3 separate regions of the Homo sapiens genome follow, and regions 1 and 2 are each linked to region 3. Evidence: read pairs that join two places in POLR2A ChIA-PET (ENCODE). Cell type or tissue: GM12878. All regions are shown on one strand.

Evidence for each region. Peaks named below come from ENCODE experiments on the same cell type or tissue, not always from the same donor. Only the 100,000 strongest peaks of a DNase experiment are listed, where the experiment ranks them.
Region 1: POLR2A ChIA-PET joins it to region 3 with 5 read pairs; 4 of 35 experiments call an interaction of 5 or more read pairs at or near these places.
Region 2: POLR2A ChIA-PET joins it to region 3 with 6 read pairs; 2 of 35 experiments call an interaction of 5 or more read pairs at or near these places.

What each region holds. Positions count from the first base shown.
Region 1 is chr1:12,584,551-12,588,550 of GRCh38, forward strand. The region is part of intron 1 of DHRS3 (dehydrogenase/reductase 3); the gene reads right to left. Among named protein-coding and RNA genes, the nearest start is that of MIR6730, 7.5 kb to the left of the region's middle. In GM12878, no CTCF peak of the experiment used is centred here; no DNase peak of the experiment used is centred here.
Region 2 is chr1:12,244,559-12,248,558 of GRCh38, forward strand. It overlaps VPS13D (vacuolar protein sorting 13 homolog D), which reads left to right. Exons shown (of 70, transcript NM_015378.4): 5 at 1-59. Among named protein-coding and RNA genes, the nearest start is that of VPS13D, 17 kb to the left of the region's middle. In GM12878, no CTCF peak of the experiment used is centred here; no DNase peak of the experiment used is centred here.
Region 3 is chr1:12,342,312-12,346,311 of GRCh38, forward strand. VPS13D (vacuolar protein sorting 13 homolog D) reads left to right here. Exons shown (of 70, transcript NM_015378.4): 42 at 588-740; 43 at 3,063-3,198. Among named protein-coding and RNA genes, the nearest start is that of VPS13D, 110 kb to the left of the region's middle. RefSeq lists an enhancer at 2,425-2,584. In GM12878, no CTCF peak of the experiment used is centred here; DNase peaks (open chromatin) are centred at 1,990, 2,420, 2,890, 3,230 and 1 weaker place; H3K4me3 peaks cover 853 bases; H3K27ac peaks cover 1,891 bases.

The sequences.
Region 1 (4,000 bases), 240 kb after region 3:
TTGTTGAATGAATGAATGAATGAATGACAGTTCAGGTACACAGGTGGACGGGGAAGGGAGGTGTTTTAACTTCTGTAAGAGGAGAGACCACCCATCCCCTTGGCTAAGCCATTTAGGGCCCCAGAACCTTCCACTCAAGTCTACCTGGGCGCCCCAGAGCATCAGCACCTTCCTGGCCGGGCCTTGGGTGAGGAGCAGCTTTCACAGGGCAAGGCTTCGGTCTCAGACGGAGGTGAGGCTCTGGCTGCTGTGCGCATGCCCTGCTGAGCATCCCTGTGCCAGGCTCTGTGTGTTTTTGTAACTGGGTTTCTGTAGTATGTCTCTGTAAGTGTGTGTGTGTGTGTGTCTGTGTGGGTCTCTATGAGTGTATCTGTGAGTGTGTCAGTGTGTCTGTCTCTCCGTGTGTCTGTGGGTGTCTCTCTGTATGAGTGTATGTGTCTGTGGGTGTGTGTCTGTGTGCATCTCTGTGTGTGTGTGTGTCTCTGTGTGTCTGAGTGTGTGTCTCTGTGAGTATGTGTGTGTGTGTCTGTGGGTGTCTCTCTGTGTGAATGTATGTGTCTGGGTGTCTCTGTGTGAGAGAGAGTGTGTGTGTGTCTCAGTGTGTCTCTGTGTGTCTGTGGGTGTCTGAGTGTATGTTTCTGTGTGTGTGTGTGTCTGTGTATCTCTGTGTGTGTGTGTCTATGTGAGTGTGTGTCTCTGTGTCTCTGAGTGTGTGTCTCTCTGTGTCTGTGTGTGTCTCTCTATGTGAGTGTATGTGTCTGTGTGTCTCTATGTGTCTCTGTGTGTCTGTGTCTCTGTGTGAGTGTGTGTCTGTGTCTCTGTGTGAGTGTGTGTCTGTGTGTGACTGTGTGTGTGTGAGTGAGTGTGTAGCCATGTGTGCTGTTGTGTTTCCTCAGGTCCTTGGTGGATGCTGGGAGTCGCAGGGAAGCGCGGCTGGGCACCTTCCATCTTAGGAACCGGTAGCGTCTCTGAAGTGCTGGGCTGGCGCCTGAGTGAGCTGAGTGGAGGGAATGGGTCCCTTTCCCTGGTAGGTGCTGCCCTGTGGAGCTGCCCCAGCCACTGTCCCTTCCTGGCTCCTCTTCCCCCTCCAGCCTCCTACCCTGACCCTTCTGGGGAATCTGCGTCACTGACCAGGTAACTGGCAGATACCGCTCTGCAGGCCCGCCCAGGTGGCTCCTGCCAGAATTCCCTGGAGGTGACCTGCACAGCTGACAGGACAAGGGTCCCACCCAAGGCCATCATGAGCATGAGGACTGGGCGGGCGGAGGCGGGCGTCTGAGGGTATGTGGGTTGGGGGCCTGCAGAGGGGACTGATTTCTGAGCCCTTGGAACCAGTGCGGCTGCCTCTTAGTGAACTCGGGACAGGCAGCAGCTGGGAAGGCCAGAGGCCTGGAATTTACTCTTAAGCAGGGTTTATAGAATAAGGGCTGGGGTGGCTCAACACCTCCAAGGCCTCTCCTCCTCTTCCCTCCCATCTGGGGCAAATGGTGAGCTTCTGTCCCCTTCTCTCTCCCAGTGACTGGTAGGGGGAGGCAGGAAGGGGAGAAAGACCTCTGGTCTCCGGGGCCCCGGGCTGTCCTGCCCTTGCCCAGAGCTGCTCTCAAGGCGGCTATAGCCAGACAGATTCCTCAGCAGCCCTCTGCGCTGAAGGCTGTCATTATCCGTGGTCACAGTGGAGAAAACCGTAGCTCAAAGGAGTTAAGTAACTCACCCCACGCCACCCACTGTGAAACAGGATTTGAACCCAGAGCCTTGGCCCTTTGCAGAGGCACCCCTAAGCCCCCAGGCACGGTGGGGTCGTCTGAGCTTTGAGGGTTCCACTCTCCTCACATGCAACCCCACGCCCCGCGTTCATCCCCACCCAGCCAGCCTTCTCCTGCTTCGTCTCCTCCAATGTCCACAACAGCCCCGTCCATCCAGCACCACACGGACAGCCGGCTATGGGCTGGGGTGGTGATCCAACAGAGAATGAAGCAGATGTAATCCTACTTCAAGGAACCCACATTCCAGTGGGGGAAGACAGAGAAGGAACCAGAAAACAGTCAGTCACAAATGACAGTAAGTGGGATAAAGAATAAACAAGAAAACCTCATTTGCATCGGGGAATTGACAAGGTAGCCATATCATAATTTTAAAGATAAGGAAACTGCAGTTCAGAGAGGCTAAGCAACTCGTCTGAGGTCACACAGCAACTGAATAATGGAGCTGGGATTTGAACCAAGGTCATGTCCAGCTCCACAGGCTGTGGGGATTGCACCACCACTCACTGTCCTGTAAGAGAAAGCACATCTCCTCTCTTCAAGGGGTCCTGTGGGGATTAAGCTGGCAGAAGCTGGCACCCACTAACTAACTGCTCAGTACCCACTCCCTGTTGGTATTTCCCGTGGGGAGGAAAAGCTGAGAAAATCATAGCACTGCCTCTGATACACCCTCTTCACTGCCTCTGATACACCCTCTTCACTGCCTCTGATACACCCTCTTCTGCAGGCTTTAAAATGATAAGTGACACGACATGGAAAAATGCTCAGGAGTCTAATGTTCAGACAAAAGGGGTGCAGCACTATTTGAATAAGATAATCTCAACTCTAAACTTTTTTTTTTTTTTTTTTTGAGACAGAGTCTCACTCTGTTGCCCAGGCCGGAGTGCAGTGGCGCAATCATGACTCACTGCAGCCTCCATTTCCTGGGCTCAGGTGATCCTCCCACCTCAGCCTCCCAAGTAGCTGGGACCAGAGGTGCAAGCCACTACTCCTGGCTAATTTTTATATTTTTTGTAGAGATGGGGTTTTGCCATGTTTCCCAGGCTGGTCTCAAGCTCCTGGGGCTCAAGTGATTCTCCCACCTCAGCCTCCCAAAGTGCTGGGATTACAGGCATAAGCCACCAGGTCACTGGAAGTCAACAGGCTACACAGAGATGGGTGTCTCAGGCAGGATCACAGCTGACTGTCGTTTGCTTCTTTATATTTGTATAAGCAAAAAATATCTCTAAAGAACAAGTATTGTTATTTATGATCTTAAAAATAGAAGGTGGGGCTGGGTGTGGTGGCTTAGGAGGCTGAGGTGGGAGGATTGCTTGAGCCCAGGGGACAGAGGCTGCAGTGAGCCAAGATCTCACCACTGCACTCCAGCCTGGATGACAGAGAGAGAGCCGGTCTCAAAAAAACAAAAACCAAAAAACAAAACAAAACAAAACAAAACAAAAAACAACAGAAGGTAGAGTAAAAGCTTCCCCATGGATCACTCTCCAAATAGATTCTTTACACACAGGTAATGTCACTCAGCCCTTTGGGTCCAACCCCTTGTCCCCCAGCCCCCGAGTGGTGCTCTTCGGGGGCCCTCATCCATTGGCAAGTGACTGTCTATTCACATCTCTCTTCCTGTTGTTGAGTGAGTGAGGGAGGGAGCCTGCCGGGGATCCACAGCTCCCAGTTTCCACTCACTCATTACACAGTGCTCTTGGCCCTGCATGTGCTGTCACGGCCATTTGGGGTCTATATCCTGTCTCTTAGAGGACAGGGACTAAATCTCTCAAATTCAGGTTTCTCCTGTGTCCCTACCTGGTGCCCGGCCCGGGCTGTTTTTCTCTGTTTCAAATGCCAGGGCTACTTATGGACTCCTATTCAACCTGCAAAACCCTACTTGAATGCTCCCTCAGTTCTGAAGCCTCCCTGGCTGCTCCTTCCAGCCTCCCCACAACAACAACAGCACCACCACTATATAATGGCTAAATCTGTTGAGCAGTTGCCATGGGCCAGACACTGTGCTGAGTACATGGATATGTTTTCTTCTTTAATCCTCACAACCCCTCGAGGTGGGTATGTTTACCTTCTGCATTTAATAGGTAAGCCGCAGACAGACAGTGACTCACCCAAGGTCATGCAGCTCATAAGAGCAGATCTGCCTGACTCAGGATACCCATTCCTCACTGCTAACACTAGTCTTTTTTCAACCTCCACTAGTGCACAGATGTGAGCATGCTGACTGGTGAACACCCCTGCCT
Region 2 (4,000 bases), 98 kb before region 3:
AGTCCTATTGGTATTCAGTTACCGCCTCCGTAGTTACAAGGATTGTGGAGAATATTGAAGTAAGTCCTGCTGACTTTTATAAAAGTATCAACGTGAAAGGGATTTCTCAGGTTTAAACGTGTTTCTCCTCTTAGTTTCTCATTTCTCGTGGGCTCAGCTGATCTAGGGTGTAGATGGGGCTGGCTGCTCAGGTCTGCCCTTTTGTAGGCTGTGCCAAGAGGAAAACCTGACAAGCAAGTCCTAGGCTCTGTGGCAGACACAGAGTTTTCTTGTTTCTGCTGGCATGAGGAGGAGTTTTCACATCTCTTCCATTTCACTTCCCGCACTTTCTTTTTGAATGTTGGAATCCCACTTGCTCAAGGATTTATGGCCTAAGAATCCAGGTTACTTGACCTTGATGACTGTATGGTTTCAGGGTAAATCACTTCACCTCTCTGGTCTCAGTTTCTTCATCTGTAAAAGAGAGAGGTTGGATGCCTGGTCTCTAGTTGGTTACATAGTGAGTTGTGAAATTGCGAACAGCTCACTAAGATACCTAACCTCTTGCTGGTGTATCTGGTGGCAATTTGACGAGTTACAGGACTGGGGCTGTTGACCTTGCCCATGTTTTCTACTTCAATTATACTTTTGTTTCATCCTCAAAAACTTGATCAGGGTCCCACTAATTTTCGTGAATGTTTTAAGAGTTTGTCCATACTTACTACCTCTAGAAGTTTCTTGCAGTGCCAATGTGACAGAGGCCAAATGTGTTCAATGTATGTCATGTTCCCAAAAATTACAGTCTGAGGTTTTTGATTTCGTAACTTTCCTTTGACAAACAAATTTATAAAATATTAGTCATTATTTTCATTTTATCTTAGTTTAAGTAGTTTTATTGAGATATAGTTCTTATGCCAGAAAGTTCAGTCTTTTAAAGTGTACAATTTAATGTTTTTTAGTATATTTACAAGGTTGTGCGTTGGTCACCACTAAATAATTCCAGAACATTTTTATCATCCCAACAGGTAGTCACTGCCAAAGCTGGGCTTCGTGGCATGTACCTGTAATCCCAGCTACTTGGGAGGCTGGGGCAAGAGGATGACTTGAGCCGAGGAGTTGGGCTGCAAGGCTGTAGTGAGCTATAATAGTGCCCCTGCACCCCATTCTGGGCAACAGACCAAAACCCTGTATCTTAAAAAAAAAATAATAATTTAAAAAAGTAGTCATTGCCAATTCCCCTCTGCCTTCAGCCCCTGTCAATCACTAATCTACTTTCTTTCTAGATTTGCCTATTGTAGACATTTCATCTAAATGGAATCATGTAATATATAGCCTGGCCATTTTCACTTGACATAATGTTTTCAAGGGTCATCTGTGTAGTAGCATGTGTCAGCACTTTATTCCTTTTTATGACTGAATCATATATTCCATTGTATGGATTGTCAAAGATTAAACAAAGCTGGACCTCAGAGCAATGAAAACAGATTTTACTCTGTAACTACTGACAGTAGAGGAAAGAGCTGAGCTCCAGGCTGACTTGTGTGGAGGTAGCTGGGCCTTTTAAAGAGAGCTTGAGGGTGCAGGGAGGTGGAGTGAGTGGGTACTCAAGTGAAAAATTACAAGGCGTTGGTCGCTGTGAATGTCATTAGGCTAACTGTGTCCGCTGGCAGTGATCAAAGTTAGGATTCTATCCTCCCTCAGACTGGGAGATTGAGCCTTACCCTTCCTGATGATTACATTTCAAAGGAGTGGCTTTCAGGTCCTTAAGAAAGACACTCCTGAGCTGTAGGAGATACAGGTCGAGTATCCCAAATCTGAAAATCTGAAATCCTCCAAAGTTTGAAACTTTTTGAGTGCCCACATGATACTCAAAGGAAATGCTCATTGGAGCATTTTGGAGTTTGGATTTTTGGATTTGGGATACTCAGCCAGTTAAGTATAATGCAAATATTTCAAAATCCCCCCCAAAAATGAAATCCGGAACACTTCTTGTCCCAAGCCTTTCAGATAAGGGATACGTGACCTGTACATATACATCTCTCAGAGAAATGTCACAGTTGAATTGCTCTGCAAACCTATAAACCCTTTTCAGTAAACGTGCTATAAGAAAGGAAGGTCAGGGGCCTGTGTCAGGTGTTGTCTGGAATAAAGGGTACGTTCTTTTGATAGTCCTGAGCTTTACCAGGCAAGAACTCAGTAGAGGACTGTGTTGTCCCCAGGGACATGGCCTCGGGCTGCCAGAAGCCATATTAAAGTTTGGTCAAGTCTCTTTGGAATGGAATGTTCTTGCTGAGAGTCCTTGCGTTTCTCAGGACATACGACATTTTGTTTATTCATTCATGAGTTGCTGGACATTTGGGTTGGTTCTCCTTTTTGCTATTACGAATAATATTGCTGTAAACATTTGTGTATAGGGTTTTGGGTGAACATGTTTTCAGTTGTCTCAAATAGATATCTTGGAGTAGAATTGAGGAATTATGGGGTAACTCTGTTTACTTTTTGAGGAACTACCAAACTGTTTTCCAAAGAGGCTGCACTATTTTACGATATCACCAGCAATGTATGAGCATTTTGTTTCTCCATATCCTCATCAACATTTATTATTGATTATGGGGCTGGGCACGCCTGTAATCCCAGCACTTTGGGAGGCCAAGGCAGGCGGATTGCTTGAGGTCAGGAGATCGAGACCAGCCTGGTGAAACCCCGTCTCTGCTAAAAATACAAAATTAGCTAGACATGGTGGCATGTGCGTGTCGTCCCAGCTACTTGGTGGGGAGGCTGAGGCAGGAAAGTCGCTTGAACCCGGGAGACGGAGGTTGCAGTGAGCCAAGATCACACCATTGCACTCCAGCCTGGGCGACAAAGCGAGACTCCATCTCAAAAAAAAAAAAAGCCTGCAGAAATGGTGAGATAGCATTCTCTCTAACACCATTCAGGACAGAAAGAAAAAAATTAAAAAAAACCCAAAAAAAACCCAAAAAAAACAAAAACAAAAAGCAAACATTTATTATTCATTGTGTACTAGTGGGTGTGAAATGATGATCTTGCTATGATTTCGATTTGCATTTTCTTAATGGCGAAGGATACTGAATATTTTTCCGTGTATTTACTGGCCACTTGTGTATCTTTTTTTTGGAGAAATGTCTATTTGAATCCTTTGCCACAATTTTTTTTTTTTTTTTTTGAGACGGAGTCTCCCTCTGTTGCTCAGGCTGGAATGTGGTGGCGTGATCTCGGCTCACTGCAACCTCCGCCTCCCGGATTCAAGCGATTCTCCTGGCTCAGCCTCACGAGTAGCTGGGATTACAGGCCTGCGCTATCATGCCTGGCTAAGTTTTGTATTTTTGTATTTTTTTTTTTTTTTTGAGACAGTGTTGCTCTGTTGCCCAGGCTGGAGTGCAGTGCAGTGGCGTGATCCCGGCTCACTGCAAACTCCGCCTCCCGGGTTCATGCCATTCTCCTGCCTCAGCCTCCCAAGTAGCTGAGACTACAGGTGCCTGCCACCACGCCCCGCTAATTTTTTGTGTTTTTAATAGAGACGGGGTTTCACCATGTTGGCCAGTCTGGTCTCTAACTCCTGACCTCAGGTGATCCGACTGCCTCGGCCTCCCAAAGTGCTGGGATTACAGGCATGATCCACCGTGCCTGGCCATCCTTTGCCTATTTTACAAATCAGTTTATCTTTTTATTGTTGAGTTATAAGAGCTCTCTATATATTCTGAATACCAGATTCTTATCAGATTTGCAAGTACTTTCTCCCATTCTGTGGATTGTCTTTTTACTTTCTGTTATTATTATTATTATTATTATTATTGTTATTATTAAGACATAATCTCACTCCGTTGCCTAGGCTGGAGTGCAGTGGCACCATCATACCTTACTGCAGCCTCCATCTCATGGGCTCAAACAATCCTCCTGCCTCAGCCTCCTGAGTAGCTGAGACTGCAGGCTCGTGCCACCATACCTGGCTATTTAAAAAAAATTTTTAGTAGAAGTGAGGTCTTGCTATGTTGCCTAGGCT
Region 3 (4,000 bases):
TAAAACGCACTTCAACCCAGATGGAATTGGGTGGAGTTTGGAGAACAAAGGAGACTTTACCTAAGCCAGGCGAGAACCTTTTCTAACAACTTTCTGCCTGTTTAGATCTTGGCTCAGCCTTCCAAGTACATGGTGGTCGTTCCAGCTGAGGTCATGAAGTGCATGGCATGAGTAACAGAATCCATTGATTTGAAATCACATTTCTCCGACCTCCCCCAAGTATGAGACTGCTCTAGAAGAGAAGCTTTTTTGTTTTAACAGTGTAGGTCTGTTAAATTCCAACTAATCACTTAAATGCCACTTGAAAAAGTCATGCCTTAATTCACATGTACCAGATTCTACTGCCTGAGGTAAGTGGCTACAGAGTGACAGCTTTCAGCTGTTTCTAAAATGTCAAATAAGTTGTGATTCAGCACGAAGATAGCTATAGTTAGCGACCCTCAAGGTCATTCTTTGTAGCTAGGTCATGCAGCCTTTTATTGCTGGGAATTGAGTTGTGAGAAGGTTCTGCTCTTCTGCACGGGGCTCCTGTGAGAGGGAGCTGGGAAGAAACAGGGACAGGCTGATGTCATCTGATTTGGTTCCAGAGCTGCACTCTCTCACAGTGGGAGTCCAGGGGTAGTTCCAGAAGGGAACGGAACATTTCTCGATGATACTCACAATGTTAGTGAATGGCGAGAAGTCCTTACAGGTGAAGAGATTCCCTTTGAATTTGAAGCAAGAGGAAAGTTAAGACACAGGTAAAGTATGGTTTATTCTTTTCTTTAAAAAAAAGAAAGTGGATGTAAGTGAGGGTCCCTAGTGTTTTGTCTTTTTACTTTCCTTATAAATGATTTTATTTTATTTTATTTTATCTTATCTTATTTTATTTTATTTTTGAGACAGGGTCTTCTTGCTCTGTTGCCCAGGCTGGAGTGCAGTGGCACGATCTCAGCTCACTGCAGCCTCTGCCTCCTGGGATCAAGCAACTCTCCTGCTTCAGCCTCCTGAGTAGCTGGGATTACAGGGATGCTCCACCACACCTGGCTAATTTTTTATTTTTAGTAGAGATGGGGTTTCATCATGTTGGCCAGGCTGGTCTCAAAATCCTGACCTCAAGTGATCCGCTTCGGCTTCCCAAAGTGCTGGGATTACAGGTGTGAGCCACCACACCTGGCCCCTTATTAATGATTTTAATGTCTTCTTTTTAAAAGATATTTCGTAAATCAGTGTTTCCTTTTATTATTTTATTTTATTTTATTTTTGTAGAGATGAGGTCTCACTGTGTTGCCCAGGCTGGTCTCAAACTCCTGGGCTCAAGCAGTTCTCTCACCTCGGCCTCCCAAAGTGCTGGGATTACAGGCGTGAGCCACTGCACCCAGCCTCCTTTTAAAAAATAAAGACTTTGCTGCCATCTTGGAAATACATGTCTTTTCATTAACTATCCATTTATTTGACATATGAGGTGATAACCTGTGTGTTTCACAGAATTTGGTGGAAACATAGACATATCATAACCCTCAAGTTTATTGCATCTTGGCCTGATTTTCATGATGGATTGGTGATATGGTATTCTTAAAAGATTCTCAAAGCATGTTGATTTCAATTTTAATTTACATATATGCCACGTAGTACTTTTAACAAGCAGCTAGTTTCAGGACTCAAAGCTAATAAGAAGACAAATTCTGATTCTAAAAAGAACTGATCTGGGGAGACTGCTAGCTGATGCATTCCTGAAGTACCCATACTCAAAACTGGAATGAATGTGAGAAAATGTTCTATCTGATTACTGAGAGATCATAAAATATCCAATAAAGTGTTGTATTATTTACAAGTATTTTTCTATGCACAGGCTATCCAGTGGATATGAATAGGTTAAGACAGCATTTGAATAGGTTAAGATTTAGTATTTGAGCCTCATATTTGTTTTCAAGCTGAGCTGAAATTGAAGAGATTGGCTTTAGCTTTCTGTAATCATGTGCTTTTTGTGGTGCTTTCAGTTCCTGAGTGTAAACTTGCTCCCAAGTCAAGCAGGTTTCCTTTTGCATAGCTTTGGTACCCACACACATTATTCCCAAGAAGCAAGAGTTCTGAACGTGTGGGTCTCCAGGGATTTTATAGGGAAAAAAAAAATCACTATGCTGGGCACACATGTGCTTGGAAGCCACTTTAGCTTCCAGGTAAGAGCAGTGAGCATTTTCCTGTTGGTCCCCACAGTTCTTGGAGAAGCTAACTACAGAACTGTTGGGAACATTTCTGGATAAGCCCATCCTCTGTCATATCAGAAAGGGTTTGACCTCTTTGTCATTTCTGTTTTTGTTTCCGTATTTCATAATCCATTTCAGGTCCCACTATTCTGCTTGAATTCTTCAAAATAAATGCCTTTTCTGGCTTTTTCCCCTTTTGGCACACTGCACCCCACTCCTTGCCTCCCTCCCCGCTTCCTGTCAGCCTCAAATCTAGTTCCCCATTTCACTTCTGGCTTGAATTAGGCAAAATCTAAAATAGAATTAAATGTGCAGTTTCCTCCTGTTCCTCCTGTTCTGCCCACTGCCTTCTGCTCCAGTTTCAGTCGAGCACAGGAGCCCTGAAATGAGCGCTGTGCCTCTCCTGCCCTGTCTGTAGTCACGTAGGGCTGGAGCCAAACAACTGCATGTGGTTCTGAGCGAATTAGGATTTCAACAAAGGAACCAAGAATAATTTTTTATGCATTTCCAAGAGTATGGTTATATGATTAAATCGCTACTGCATTTTTACCACCCCAGTGACATCATTATATAGGTTGGGGTGAGGGTTGGTGGGGGAAAGACCTTGGCTCGTGTTTAGGTTTTGCGTGGTTTGTACAATGGAGGATAAATGCCACTCTTACTCAGTCAAGCTTTACAGATCTTGCAGTTTGTGTTGTAAGTGTAAAACCCAGTTAAACTGTGCTCCTGATTTCCCTTGCATTAGGTAATCTCCAAAAGGTTTAGCCAACTGGGTTTTTACATCATATGTACTAAATCAGATTTGTGTCTTTGCTTCTACTTTTCATCCCTTCTGGAGATTGTGCCTAATATCTTTTTCTTTGTTCTGCCTGACAGACACACCCATGACCTCCGGATTCATCAACTGCAAGTGAGAGTAAATGGCTGGGAGCAAGTGAGCCCAGTGTCTGTGGACAAAGTCGGGACCTTTTTTCGATATGCAGCACCAGATAAAAATTCATCTTCCTCTACGGTGTGTGACATTCAGGAAGTCAGATGGTTAAGCGACTGTCAGGAAGTCAGATGGTTAAGCCTGTAATAAGCTTACTCTAATGAAACTTTCTTGTTCTTTCTTTCCCCTAATTCTAGGACTGACTGGGTCAGTCATAGGCATTGGTAATCAATATGTAGATAAGCCAGCCAATGGTTAGTTTCAGTAGAAAAACAAGATTTAAAATCAGCAGTAACACATTTCCTCACCTCTGTAGATCCATTTCATGCTAGCTGGCCTGACTGGCAGTTTACTAGTCTGCTGAACCTGAGTCTTGTTTTTATTTCACATATTGTTATGCTGTCCATATACACTGTGTTTTTAATATTTCTTATAATGCAGCACCTTGATCCTTTTACTCTGTGTCTCCAAATCTTTCTCTGTGGCACAAAGAGAGATGTCCACTGTCGTTTATTTTCTGATCACACATGCTCTCACATACCCTTCCTGCCTGTAGTCCCAGTGGTTGGAGGGACAGCCCAGGAAATGATGCAGGTGGCATCCCTGACTTGTACATGCAGGTGGAGGCTGACATCCTGGCTGACAGAGCTGCCATGGGTCCTCTTGCCCCATCCTCCTTCATACTTCATGGAACACTTGCACTTATTTTTGGGTAGCCAGTAGTGAGGTGGAAATGCAGACGTGCAGAGATATTGCAGCTTTCTTCATGAAAAATATTCTTAGAAAACACTGTTGCACAACTGTCCATTTTTACTGTTGCTCTTGTGCCCCAAGTTTCTTACAAAAAAACAAAAACAAAAACAAAAACAAAACCTTTTCAGGA